2 separate regions of the Homo sapiens genome follow, and region 1 is linked to region 2. Evidence: chromatin loops called from intact Hi-C (ENCODE). Cell type or tissue: endothelial cell of umbilical vein. All regions are shown on one strand. Each heading gives the region's core, and the rest is flanking DNA. Links, peaks and the distances in the headings are about the cores only. Region 1 overlaps LOC105369710 (a long non-coding RNA gene). Region 2 overlaps LOC107984462 (a long non-coding RNA gene).

Region 1 (2,822 bases), core at 309-2,808, 65 kb after region 2:
CCAGCAAAGGGTCTCAGAACGGTACAGATGCTGAATGTTCACCTCCAATTCATCCCTCACACTGCAGAAGCTGTGGACCCAGGAGAATTTTCTGCATGTGGTGCCATGCCAGTCTGGAAAAGGGGGACTGCAGTCAAAGAAAACTGATTCTCTTACCATTCACTCATGGCATTTTTAGATTCTGTGGTCCAAAGAAGTGTATCAGCCTCACTCCTGAATTCTGGGATATTCAAGATGGAATTCTTGCCTGTGCATAATTGCTAATTGGATTTCTTTTGCGGGCAAGGAATGAAGCCAGAGAACTCCATGTTGCTGACATAACTCCCTGTTATTCCTAATGATTTTAACTTACAATATCTTAATTATATTACAGAAGTTTGTGAGAGGATGTTCACAAAATACCAAGCAAAATTCATGACTCATGGCTATTTCTCAATAAATATCAATTTGCTTTCTTTTTTTCATTCTCTTCTACTCATTACTCCTCCCCTACACTAATAAATTAAAATACAGGGATCAGTCAGTTTAATACTGTTTTAAGGAGGACTACATGTTATTTGGAGAGAAGGGCAATAAGTCCACCAAATTCACATGACCCCAAGAGGCTACAAGAAAGGAACCACAGGCAGATTGTATACTTTTTAAGAAAGAGAAGGGAATTGACAAAGATGAGGTCTGGGGGGAAAGAAAGCTTACGGAAAGAAAAGAAAATGCATGGGCTCATTGTCAATGTCTTTCATAGTTACCTTAGAGTATGAAACAATCTGTGGTTTGATTTATCCAGATAATTACATTGGTTCTGCATTTGACATATCAGAGGACTAAAAGTTGTGGTTCTGCTGCAGACCAAATGCCCTTTGGAAAGTGACTTTTCTCCCCATATGAACTGAATAGTGGCAATTCAGCCTCAACCACAGCTGAATGTGACCCCTCTGCTCTCCCACTAGCTAGCAAGTTCAAACTTAGCCTCTGGGCCTCATAAATCCAGGCATGTATCAGTTCATCTCCAAACACTTGGTATGTCTGCCCCATCAATTAAAAAGCACAAGGCAAGTGAGCCACTAGAAAGTTCAAGCATGATTAGGCAGCTACCGTGCATTTTCAAATCCACTTTCAACATCTCCATTATTTTAACTAAGACCTCTAGTTATTAGTCTTATTAAAAGAGAAGAAAGAAGAAGAAAAAGAAGACACAAACTTGCTTTCCAGACAGGTTAATACAAGCCCTTCCTCAGTGTTCTATTCTTGATTTAAGGAACATTCTCAGAGTGAGAGAAGAGTTTTGTGTTGTATGGAAAATTTGACTCAACCCAAAAACCCAGCCAACACCACAAAGTGGATTGGAGTCAAATCAGATAAATAGTAAAAGAAAAGAATACAAAATATCTTTGAGTGACAGTGTCAAAAAGGTTCAAAAGCTTATTAGAATCTGGTTCAAAATGCACAGACCACAAGTTAGCTTCATCCTATCAAGGTGCTTTTAGTTATTGATTAAGTGATTTTTTCATTCCTGTGCACACAAACATGTAATTAAATGTTCACAAACATATACATTCCTCTCGGTTTTGGTTTCTGTAACTACCAAAAATAATGTTTGAGAAATCTCCCAAACCTCCCAGTGTATTATTCATGTAACCTGGATATCTCATGAAAACAAAATGTACAAGACTGTAGTGCCAGTTAGCATGTGAAAATATCCGGCAACAGTGTGTTTTTACTTCTGTGATAAACTGTATTGTCTTTTTGTTATAATGGGAAAGGATTAGTAAAGCTTACCAAATAAACAGCAGCTTCCTTAGAGACATTGACCCTTGTATTTTACAAAACCAAGAAACCAATACTGAATAGAATATGGGGCTCTCTGGCAGACTAACGGAGGGCAACCTTCAAGGATCTGAGTCAGATGAGGATTTGGGCTAGTGATACATTTTGATACTTTCTATTTTAAGCACCCCAAAAGCTAGATGCTTATACACAGCTAATCCAATTTTTTCTAAAAATCTGTAGTCTGCAAAATTGTGTTCCTTTAGAACTTTTTGCCTGTTTTTGGCCTGGAAATGATAATATTTAAATAATACATCTTGAAATGCAGAGGTCCACCCAAAGGAAAAATAACATAAAAGAAAGTGAACCAGACACTTTCAGGCCTCAAAAAAGGTCTTACTCGGCTTAGCGAGTGCTTTGGGTGAAGGCTCAGAGGGTCGGGGGGCCAAAACAAGCCTGGTATTTTTCAAACAAAAATTTTACTGTATATTGTACAAGTAAAGGAAATGAGAAGAGATAAAAGCACACGCAGTTTAGAATTTAACTTTTTGGGGTGGAAACTTGAAAGCACTTAAGAAGTGGAATCTAGACATTTTCAAATACACGTCAGCTCTTGTGCTGTCTGAGCTTACATTACCTGTTTGAATTAAGATCAAGACCTGGGTTACCAAATAGTAATGCCCTTTTCAGCAAAGTCCACATTTGAATCAGCTTTTCTGTATCACTCTCTTGAGTAGCCTGCTTTCTTGAACACTGAAGTCTGGTCTGAGCTCCTGAAATCAACATCTCAATGCATTAATCCAGAAAACCTATAATTGATGCCGACACAGGGTTATCATCAGGTGATAAGCCTTCCACCTTACTTTCTTCCATCTTTCATAATGAGGAAGTTCTTGCTTCCAAGATAATTAAAGGACGGCTGATTTATAAGTGGGTTTGCTATGCCACTTTTTTCTTTATATGGTTTCTTTTCAGTTTCTCTTCTGTTAATAACTGGCTTAACACTTTTATATAATAAAAAGGTCAGATAGGCTCCACACAAAGCACCCATAACAGCT
Region 2 (2,822 bases), core at 82-2,581:
GCAGAGACATAAATATGCATTGCTGGAGACAGTTGGGTATCCTCTTTATAAGCACATTGACATAGGAAAGAATTTGTTTTTTTCAATAGGATGCTTCCATCAAATTCTTGCTATAAACATTTGATGTACTGTAGCAAATTAACATTTAAACACTGGGTTTATATGCTTTTTTGTTTGTTTTATAGCCACAAGGAAAACCCACCTTTTCTTAGCTTTTAGTATCATGAATCACAGACCTGTTATTTCCTCCTTCCCATCTACATTTTACCATTTTCAGACAAATAGCACTGTCTCCAGAAAAGCAGTAATTTCATTTTTGCCAGTTATGTTCTTTGTTCAGTTTCAATTTGACATCCCAGAATTATATAACTGAAAGGAACATTGAGAGATCATCTGTGCCAACCACCCCAGGAAGGCATCTTACAGTGTGCACCTACTTCATGGCTGGATAAGAGATTCTCTATTTGATAAATAGTCTCTTCCATTAAGATACCTATGTACATAAAGTGACCAATCAACAAGTACTTATTTTTGTTGCATGTAGAGAACTGTTACAGGTTTTATGGGAATCATTATAACAAACAGAAAAAAAATCTTATACCATAGTTTCCTTATCTATAAAATAGGGAGTGATACTCCTTACCTTACAGAATTGAGGTGACTTGCACATAAATCCACTGGAGTCGTTAGTACTATTAACCTATTTTGTAGATAAGGAATCTTAAAGTTCACAGAGGTTAAGTGCATCACTGTATTCTGCCCAATGTCATGAAGCAAGTAAGTGGCAAAGTCTTCATCTCGATCTTTTGATCTACAGGTTTTTTTTCTTCCAGTCTCTTGTTCTGTTTCTCCACCCACCTCTGAATACCTTATATTTACATAGCAGGACATATTTTATAAGTTTCTTCCACACACATTCTTATTTTGAGTAGATATTTTTATTTCACTAATGAAGAAACTGAAACATTGAGTAAATGGTTTGTCTGTGGTCATTTGGCTGGGGAGGCCGACCAGGTTTTAGACTCCTCTCTTCTGGGCCTGAATTAGAGAATTTTCCACTGCACCACATCAGTCAGCAGAGTTTACAATCTTACTTAGGAATCCACATAAACACACTTGAAACAAAGAAAAATTAAGTCTTAAAACTCTACACTACAAGTACTGGGGGAGATGAGTTCATGAGCTGAAGTGGTTTTTCAGTTTTCATACTTTCTCCATTCTTACCAGCTCTCTTCTCATTTTCTGAGGCCCGTACAGTTCAATTTTCTCCTTTCCCTACATCATTTCAGTCAATCTGTTTTGCCCTTGAACTTCATTTGACTTGTCTATTACATATTTCCAAGTGTAAGTATTACATTCCTTTCATCCTGGAACATGGTTGTCTTCACAAATGTTCAAATGTGCTTAGAACTATTTCTCTTTTTGTTAACATAGTGACGGATTGCTCATTATTTCACAGGGTTTACGTGTTCATACAGATTGTTAAATACCTTCCATGTTATTCCTCAGCTTATGTGGCTGTGCAGGAAGTTGTCAATGACTCAACCTTAGCTGCGTGCCAAGTACTAGAGCTGTGAGCAACCCCCATCTCTAACGGCGCGTCCTACGTCCTGCCTTTGCCTCCCACTGGAAAGCATATCTGCGGTGACCAGTCATATCTTGATTATTATTCCCCCAATGTTTTGGCCTAGCAGAAGGCCTTGTTCATTTTATAAGGCTGCCTTGTGTTCTTCCTAGTGGTGAAGTTAAGGCAAATAAAGAAGTGGCTTGAGCTGTGTGCCATTCTGGGGCCATGCTGCCTGGGCTCAATGAGCAGTTCTGCCAAAGCTTTGTGACCACTACTTAGCTACTCTGTGCCTCAGTTTCCTCATCTGTAAAATAGAAATAATAATTGTAGCTACCTCCTAGGATTATCGTATAGGTTAAATGAGTCAAAGAGCACAGGAGTCAAAGAGTTTGAGCAAATAAATGCTCAATGAATGTCATCTTCTACTGTGAAATTTTTTGTTAATCAGCGTAATATGGCTGGCATAATATAGGGAAGTTGATATATTTTATCAGCTCATTGAACCCTCCTGAGAACCTGAAAGACAAGTGTCACTATGACCATTTATGAGGCAGAGAGGATATTTGATTTGCCCAAATTATTATGACTAGAAAATGGTAGACTCAAAATATAATTCAAATTAGTCTGATTCTTGTATGCCAAATGATAACTGACAGCTGATATTTATTCAATGCTTATGACTCTTTTGTCTCTCATAACAATCCCTTAAAATTATATTACTATTATAATACACTTTTTACAGTTCAGGAAATTGAGGCTTAGTGAGTTCAAGTAACTTCTTAAAAATCAAGTCAATCTGACACTGATTCAAAATACAAAAATTTTTTGATAAGAAGAGCATCTCAAAATTAGATGGTTAAAATTGAGACAACTTGGTGATTTTTTTGATAAATAACTTCTATCTTTTGGAACAAAACATAATAGCAAGAAATAAAGCCTCTCTAATGGAGATTATATGTGAAAATATTATATATTGTAAGATTTAACAGGTCACCTGCAATTTAGTACATTTCTAAATGAAGTCTGAAAGAATCAAGTATTTCTTCCTCCAGATTATACCATAAACTGTATTTCATCAGTTCTAAGCACATTTTTTCATATTTTAAATTTTTCTAAATTAAGATACTCTTTAAAATTTTAACTGGAAAACTTTTCTCTTTAGTGATAAATAAGATAGCAAGCTTTTTATAGTCGATGACTTCTTCTTCTTCTTTCTTCTTCTTCTTCCTCTTTTTTAGATGGAGACAATCTTGAT

Evidence for each region. Hi-C counts contacts between places; a loop is a spot of excess contacts. Peaks named below come from ENCODE experiments on the same cell type or tissue, not always from the same donor. Only the 100,000 strongest peaks of a DNase experiment are listed, where the experiment ranks them.
Region 1: it touches region 2 in a loop (3-fold over the local background); 2 of 110 quality-filtered maps call a loop at or near these places.

What each region holds. Positions count from the first base shown.
Region 1 is chr12:28,064,568-28,067,389 of GRCh38, reverse strand. All of the region lies in intron 2 of LOC105369710 (a long non-coding RNA gene), which reads left to right. Among named protein-coding and RNA genes, the nearest start is that of PTHLH, 93 kb to the right of the region's middle. In endothelial cell of umbilical vein, for the core only: no CTCF peak of the experiment used is centred there; a DNase peak (open chromatin) is centred at 1,729.
Region 2 is chr12:28,129,613-28,132,434 of GRCh38, reverse strand. All of the region lies in intron 1 of LOC107984462 (a long non-coding RNA gene), which reads right to left. Among named protein-coding and RNA genes, the nearest start is that of CCDC91, 59 kb to the left of the region's middle. RefSeq lists an enhancer at 943-2,142. In endothelial cell of umbilical vein, for the core only: no CTCF peak of the experiment used is centred there; a DNase peak (open chromatin) is centred at 1,564; H3K27ac peaks cover 1,425 bases.